Regions from separate parts of the Homo sapiens genome. Here region 2 is linked to region 1. Evidence: chromatin loops called from intact Hi-C (ENCODE). Cell type or tissue: heart left ventricle. All regions are shown on one strand. Each heading gives the region's core, and the rest is flanking DNA. Links, peaks and the distances in the headings are about the cores only. Region 1 overlaps LOC105379013 (a long non-coding RNA gene). Region 2 has its middle 130 kb from the start of PIK3R1.

The links. Peaks named below come from ENCODE experiments on the same cell type or tissue, not always from the same donor. Only the 100,000 strongest peaks of a DNase experiment are listed, where the experiment ranks them.
Region 2: a loop joins it to region 1, with 2.5 times the contacts of the local background. A loop is called at or near these places in 7 of 110 quality-filtered maps.

The regions. Positions count from the first base shown.
Region 1 is chr5:68,459,060-68,461,980 of GRCh38, forward strand. All of the region lies in intron 3 of LOC105379013 (a long non-coding RNA gene), which reads right to left. Among named protein-coding and RNA genes, the nearest start is that of PIK3R1, 240 kb to the left of the region's middle. In heart left ventricle, for the core only: a CTCF peak has its summit at 1,309 (motif pointing left); no DNase peak of the experiment used is centred there.
Region 2 is chr5:68,341,224-68,344,144 of GRCh38, forward strand. No RefSeq gene overlaps it. Among named protein-coding and RNA genes, the nearest start is that of PIK3R1, 130 kb to the left of the region's middle. In heart left ventricle, for the core only: no CTCF peak of the experiment used is centred there; no DNase peak of the experiment used is centred there; H3K27ac peaks cover 1,003 bases.

The DNA of each region.
Region 1 (2,921 bases), core at 169-2,668:
TAAAAGTAGAGGAACAATGAGAACACCATGGCATTAGTTTGGAGTAGGTTAAAAATTACTTTTCTGAAGCTTATCTACTAGAATGTTTATCTAAGCTATTTTTCATGGGACGTTTTAAAGACAATACCTTCCTTCAATAGCCATGACCTTGAATTCATTACATGGTGGAATTCTACTGCTTACTCTCTCCTAATTCTGAAAGCCAGCCATATTCTTCAAGTGGGAGACTCATTTGTACAGTGCCAGGTGCTGATCTAGGCACTTCATATGAACTTTCTCCTTTAATCCTCAGTCTGTAAGGTAAATACCGTGATGAGAAATCTGATACTCAGAGTCAAGCAATACAGTGAGGAGACCCAGCTGACACACAAGTGGAGGCAGAATTTAAGCCTTGTCTAGTGGGCTCCAAAGTCGATGGTTCTACTGCAGCATGTTACCACCTACATGTCTATTTCTCAAAACAGCAACAAACAGAAAAACCCTAAGATAACACATCAAACATCCTAGTCATGGTTTTACAGAGTCTGGGTCCATATGCAGTATTTGAACAGATAAACTGGTTTCTAGTATGTTGGCAAGGAAGGGGCAATCTTGCAAGGTGGATAGATCTAATCTGATTGTAAGGTGACTGAAATAACCAGACACCAGCCTCAGGGAGCCTCATTGCCAGTCCAGTTGTTTGCCTAATTTTAACCAGTGAATGAAGTAGATCCAATCCATTGGTTGACACTTAACTGCTGTTGATGGGGCTGAGAGGAAGAAAAACAAGTCCGTCCCCTCTCTTATATACCATCCTGTCCCCCAGTGCAATCTGAGTGCCGTGTAAATTTGGCAAAGGGATGTTTAGACAGCAAAGGTTATCAACAAAATGGTTATGGGCCAAGGGAATTTCACTGAATAACCCTGTGGCTGGGAGTGACACTGGAATTAATTGTCTCCTAGTGTCCTGAAGAGTAGGCTTCCTAGGATGGTCTCCTTTTTTATGGTGGTGGTAATCTTTTTATTATTTTTCACGGTGGGTGATTCATTAAAAGAACAACTAAATGCAATTCAATTTCTAGGCCTTTGTAAGGTTTTTGGGTTTGGTTTTTGTTTTTTAACATGAACCAGAGTTCTTTTTTCCATCTCAGCTCTGTGAAAATGCCAACTGTGTGATTCTGAGCAAGTCGCCTAATCTCACTAGGGCTCAGTTTCTTCTCTGTAAGAGAGGGATCCACTATGTGACCCCTAAGGTCCTTTCTTGCTTTTAAGTCAAACTGATTCAGATGTTATTAACTGACTAGTGCCCTCTACAGGCAACTTCCTCCACCGTGTAAGAATCCAGGAAGAGGATATTTGCAAAATTCTCTTATTATATTTAATGTTGTGACTTAGTGTGCAACATAATATTTTGTTATGTAATGAACCATGCTGTGAAGCAAATAAAAATGTTAGACTTCATCTAGACCTAATTTTACAGATAAAGAATATAAGGACCACCATGGCTGGGAACTTTTCCAGTTCCTTTGGGATAAGGCTGGGGCTTGGTTACAAATCCCTGATATTCAGCTTAATAGTGTCCAGTGGTGACCTTTCTAGTCTTTTATGGTTTTCTTCAAAACTCTCTTTCCTTCACTTCTCAGATAACATTGGAACTCCGCATTTTCTAAATTTTCTATGTACTTACTATCCTTAACAGTTGATGAACTGTGGATTTTTCCACTAGAGTGGGAAATGGCTGTGTAGAAGTTGCCTGGTAATGATGTGAGCACCTCCTGTGAGGGTTACTTTCTTGCAACCTTTCCTGCTACTGATGTGAAGGTCCTTTACTGACATTGCTAGTGGAAAATGTATGCATGCTCAATATCTGATTGATTCACTTTTAGTTCAAGGACTGCAAAAATTTTTAATCCTTCATGCGGAGACCTACTCAGAAGTTGGGACACATTATTCATTTCTAAGGTGGAGGACGTAGAAAAAATGTCCTGGACAGCTTTCAGTGAAAATCTGGGTCTGCTTAAGCCTGCTTTAAAATTTTCTAAAATGAATTCATGTTTTAATTTTTATTATTACAAAAGCAGCATTTGTGCCTTGTCGAAAGTTATAAATTCAGATAAAGAAAAATAAGAAAACGATAGCACCATATTCCTACCACCCATAGATTACCACTGTTAACACCTGTGTGTATATCCTTAAAGCTTTTTCTATGCGTGTATAAATATACATATACATATTTTTACCAAAATGAGATCATGTTGTACATGCTGTTTGTAACCTGCTTTTTTTAGTTAATGATCTCCATCTTTCCTTGCCAATAAATTTTCATCTTATCTAAAACCCAGTCTGTATTCAAATTCCTCCTGCTCGTCCCCAAAAATGTCCTTTCCAGTTGGTTTGTCCAAACCGAACTCAAACCTAGGGCCCTGCATTGCATCTAGTATTATGTCCCTTAAAGCTCTTTAATCTAGCATGGTTTCTTCCCTCCTTTTATTATTTTTTTCATGAAACTCCTTGTTGAAAAAAACAGGGAAGCTTTCTTTTGTTTTTTTCTCTTTCAGATTTTGTTCTTTACATAAACCAGATTTTTTTTTTAAAATTGCCCAACTTTTTGCTGTATCTTCACCTGCAAGAGATACTGCCTTAATGGTATGACAGATGGTCAACTGCTGAAATGTAAAGATTTTCGTCTAAAATGAAATCTGTAAACCTGCTCAAAAGCCTGGAAAACATCTCTATTTTTCTTTAAGTTTCCCCTCTGCCTGTCCCTCCAGCCCAGAACAAAGGATAATCAGTCAAAACTTGTGTCAGGCCCTATGATAAGCTATAGTGGTGAACCAAACAGCCATGGTCCCTGTCCTCATGGAGCTTATAGTCTAGGGAGGGAATCTGACCTTCAGTTAATCATTAACATTAAATGCTTAATTAGGTGATGACAAAGACAA
Region 2 (2,921 bases), core at 156-2,655, 120 kb before region 1:
CAGGGCAACTTTAATCTGCAAAAAGAAGTCCCCTCTGCTTTAACCTTTACAAGAAAAGTAATTTTGAAATAACGAATTTGTATTTTGTTTTGTTTCTGCTTTCCTCAGCCATTTCCTATCTACAAAACCAAACTCCTCTGCTCTGCTCATCAGAACATTCGTTCTATTTTATAGAGTGAGGTGTTGTCCAATTCTAGAATCACAAATAAAAGCCAATTTAAGATCTTTAACTTTGTTATCATTTTGTTTTTTGACAATTGTAATCAAACACTTACTATCTAAGGCTCTCCCTTAACATCGTGATGTCTTCTAGGAGCTGCAATTCCATGGACGAATAAAACACAATCCCATATCTGAAATGCTTATGGACAGGTGATCAGTTGGCAAGACAAGGTAGTCCCTATGAAAGCAATTTAGGAGAACACAGATTGCAACCAAGTTGTGATTGGCAAAAATGGCCCCAATGCAAGGTAGAATATGGTCTCTCTCCCGTGTGGTTCACCCCACGCACACTGACAACCCACTTCTTTAACATTTAAACAAGGGAAATGACGATGACCAGGCCAAGGTAAAGTCCTGGGAACCAGAGGTATGGATTTTTTTGGAAGCAGGGTGTTTTAAAGGTAATGGGCTTTGCACTAGAGAACTCTGTGTCCTTTGAAGGATGAGGGGCCATAGAAGGAAGAGGAAATGGATTGTGGACACCTCCCATAAGTCAGATACACAAACACACAGGACTCTTCCAGGAGAAGGGGTAAGGGCCAGGGAAGAGCCACTCTCCATTTTCTCCCCAGTGCCCTGGATACTGTGATGAAGAGAAAAAAAACAATGCCTCATCTTAATCCCAAATCCACTTCCAGATACTTATTTAACTTTGAAAAAAATATCCTTACCTCTTTGAGGTTCATTTTTCTCATCAACAAAATGCAGATTATATATATATTTTTTATCTTGCAGGTTAATTGTGAGTAACCAAATTGCATAATTTATATGAAAGTGCTCTGTAAACTCTAACATGCCATTCATGTTTGTTCTGAAGGAGTTTAGGAAATACCACCCCAAATATGCTGCTTTGGTGTGCTGATGACTTCAAATTGAGGGCATTTGGGGAACAGCTAGTGCAAGAAGGGGCTTTCTCTAAACTTCCCTTATCTGCTTAAAGACAGATCCTTTGGAAGAACTCAGTCGTCATGAATCCCCAACAAACCCCACTCAGCCTGCCCACTACTGCCCTTGAATCTCATCTACCACCCATTCCTCTTTCCCTCAAATCATTTACTCTTCCCTAAGTTACCTACATTCTGTCTCCCCTACAACGAGCCCATGTAGATTTCTAGATCTCATTGGGTTTTGCAAATATCCCCTTTTCTTTTCTGGGATGCCGCCATGTACATAATAAATTTGTCTGCCTGTTCTCCTGTTAATGTGATTGCTGTCAACGTATTTTATAGACGCAGTTATCAAATTCTCAGAGGGTAAAGGGAAAGTCTTTTCTCCTCTGCAGTTCTTATTATGAAAAAAATCTATTATTTAATAAACCAGAATGTATAACTCCTATTCCACATCTGATAATAAAGGTTTGAGGTGTCATTTTCATTATTGCTCACAGCTTCTAACACAATGTCATAACCCTAGTTGGATCCTCAGAATATGTTACCAGCCAATACTGATAATCCTCTCATATGCTATTCTTTTCAACACTCCAAAGAAACATTCTGCTCTGTTAATAGTTCTAGGCCAGGAGCTTGGTGTTTGAGAATACTTTCCAGAGAAGAAAATATTTCAGAAGACCTGACATCATTAAAAACCTTCTCCAATCGCCTACTCTTAGTCTCTTCAGTCAGAAGGAGCCCTACCTTGGAAGAGGTAGCTCTGAATTGGAATGGTCAGAGGAGAACAAAAATGTGTGGTCTGGGGGATGCACTGTCAGCCAAGAAACCTTTTAAGGCATCTGCTTCCAATGGAGAACCCAATCTGGGATTCTGATGCCAATCTGGGACCAGCCCTGTGATGCCTAGAGTGTGCAAATCTTGGCACTGTAGGCCCTCATCCACTTAGCTAAACAATGAAGTATCCCAGAGAAATGGGTTTTTACCTGGTTTCAGAGACTCATCGCCCCCGCCCCCCAACTCCCACCCACTGCCCACCACTTCTCCATTCATGGGGCTTGGGCCAGAAGGGGTAGGGATCTATGACAATCTGATCTGGTTCTCAACCCCCGCAGAAAAGTCCATCCGAGGTGGTGCAGCATAGTTCATTGTGCCACCTGACCCTGAATAATGAGCTCAAGCCAGCTCCTTTTCAGATCAGAATGTTCTCGAGAAAAGGCTTTCCCTTTGCCAGGGAGTGACTGGCTGCCTGACTAGAGCTAGAGATAACTCCTGGCAACTGTGAAGGCTGATGAGTCACCAGAGAGGTTTCCAACCTATTCTTATACCCTGAGAACAGCAGTGATCACTGATTTGCATCAGCACACCTCTATTTTGGGTAGGTCTTTCTTGGAGTCGGGGTTTCCTGTAGTGTGCCATGAGTTCTCGGTCTCTCTTGACATCCCCTCCTCTCAGATTTGGCAACCTGGGCCTGTTGAGTTGCCTTAGCAACACTAGTTACTGATGTCAGAAAGGGCAGGGACTCACAAACCAAGTTTTAAGTAATCACTTTCTTATTCAAGTTGCTCAGATTCTCATCAATGGGATAATAGAATTAAATGATGTTGACAACTAGGCATTATGCCTGGGGTGTAGTAAAGGCTCTATCAATGGTAGTTCCTTTTCCCTTCCCTATTATGGAGGTCAAACGTTTGAAAAAAATCCAGTGGCACTTGCACTTCTGTTCTTCTATCTGCTAATGGTGGCAGGTTGTCATAAAACGATGTGCTCAGCTGGGATTAGGCTCTTGCTATTCAAAGTATAGTCCATGGA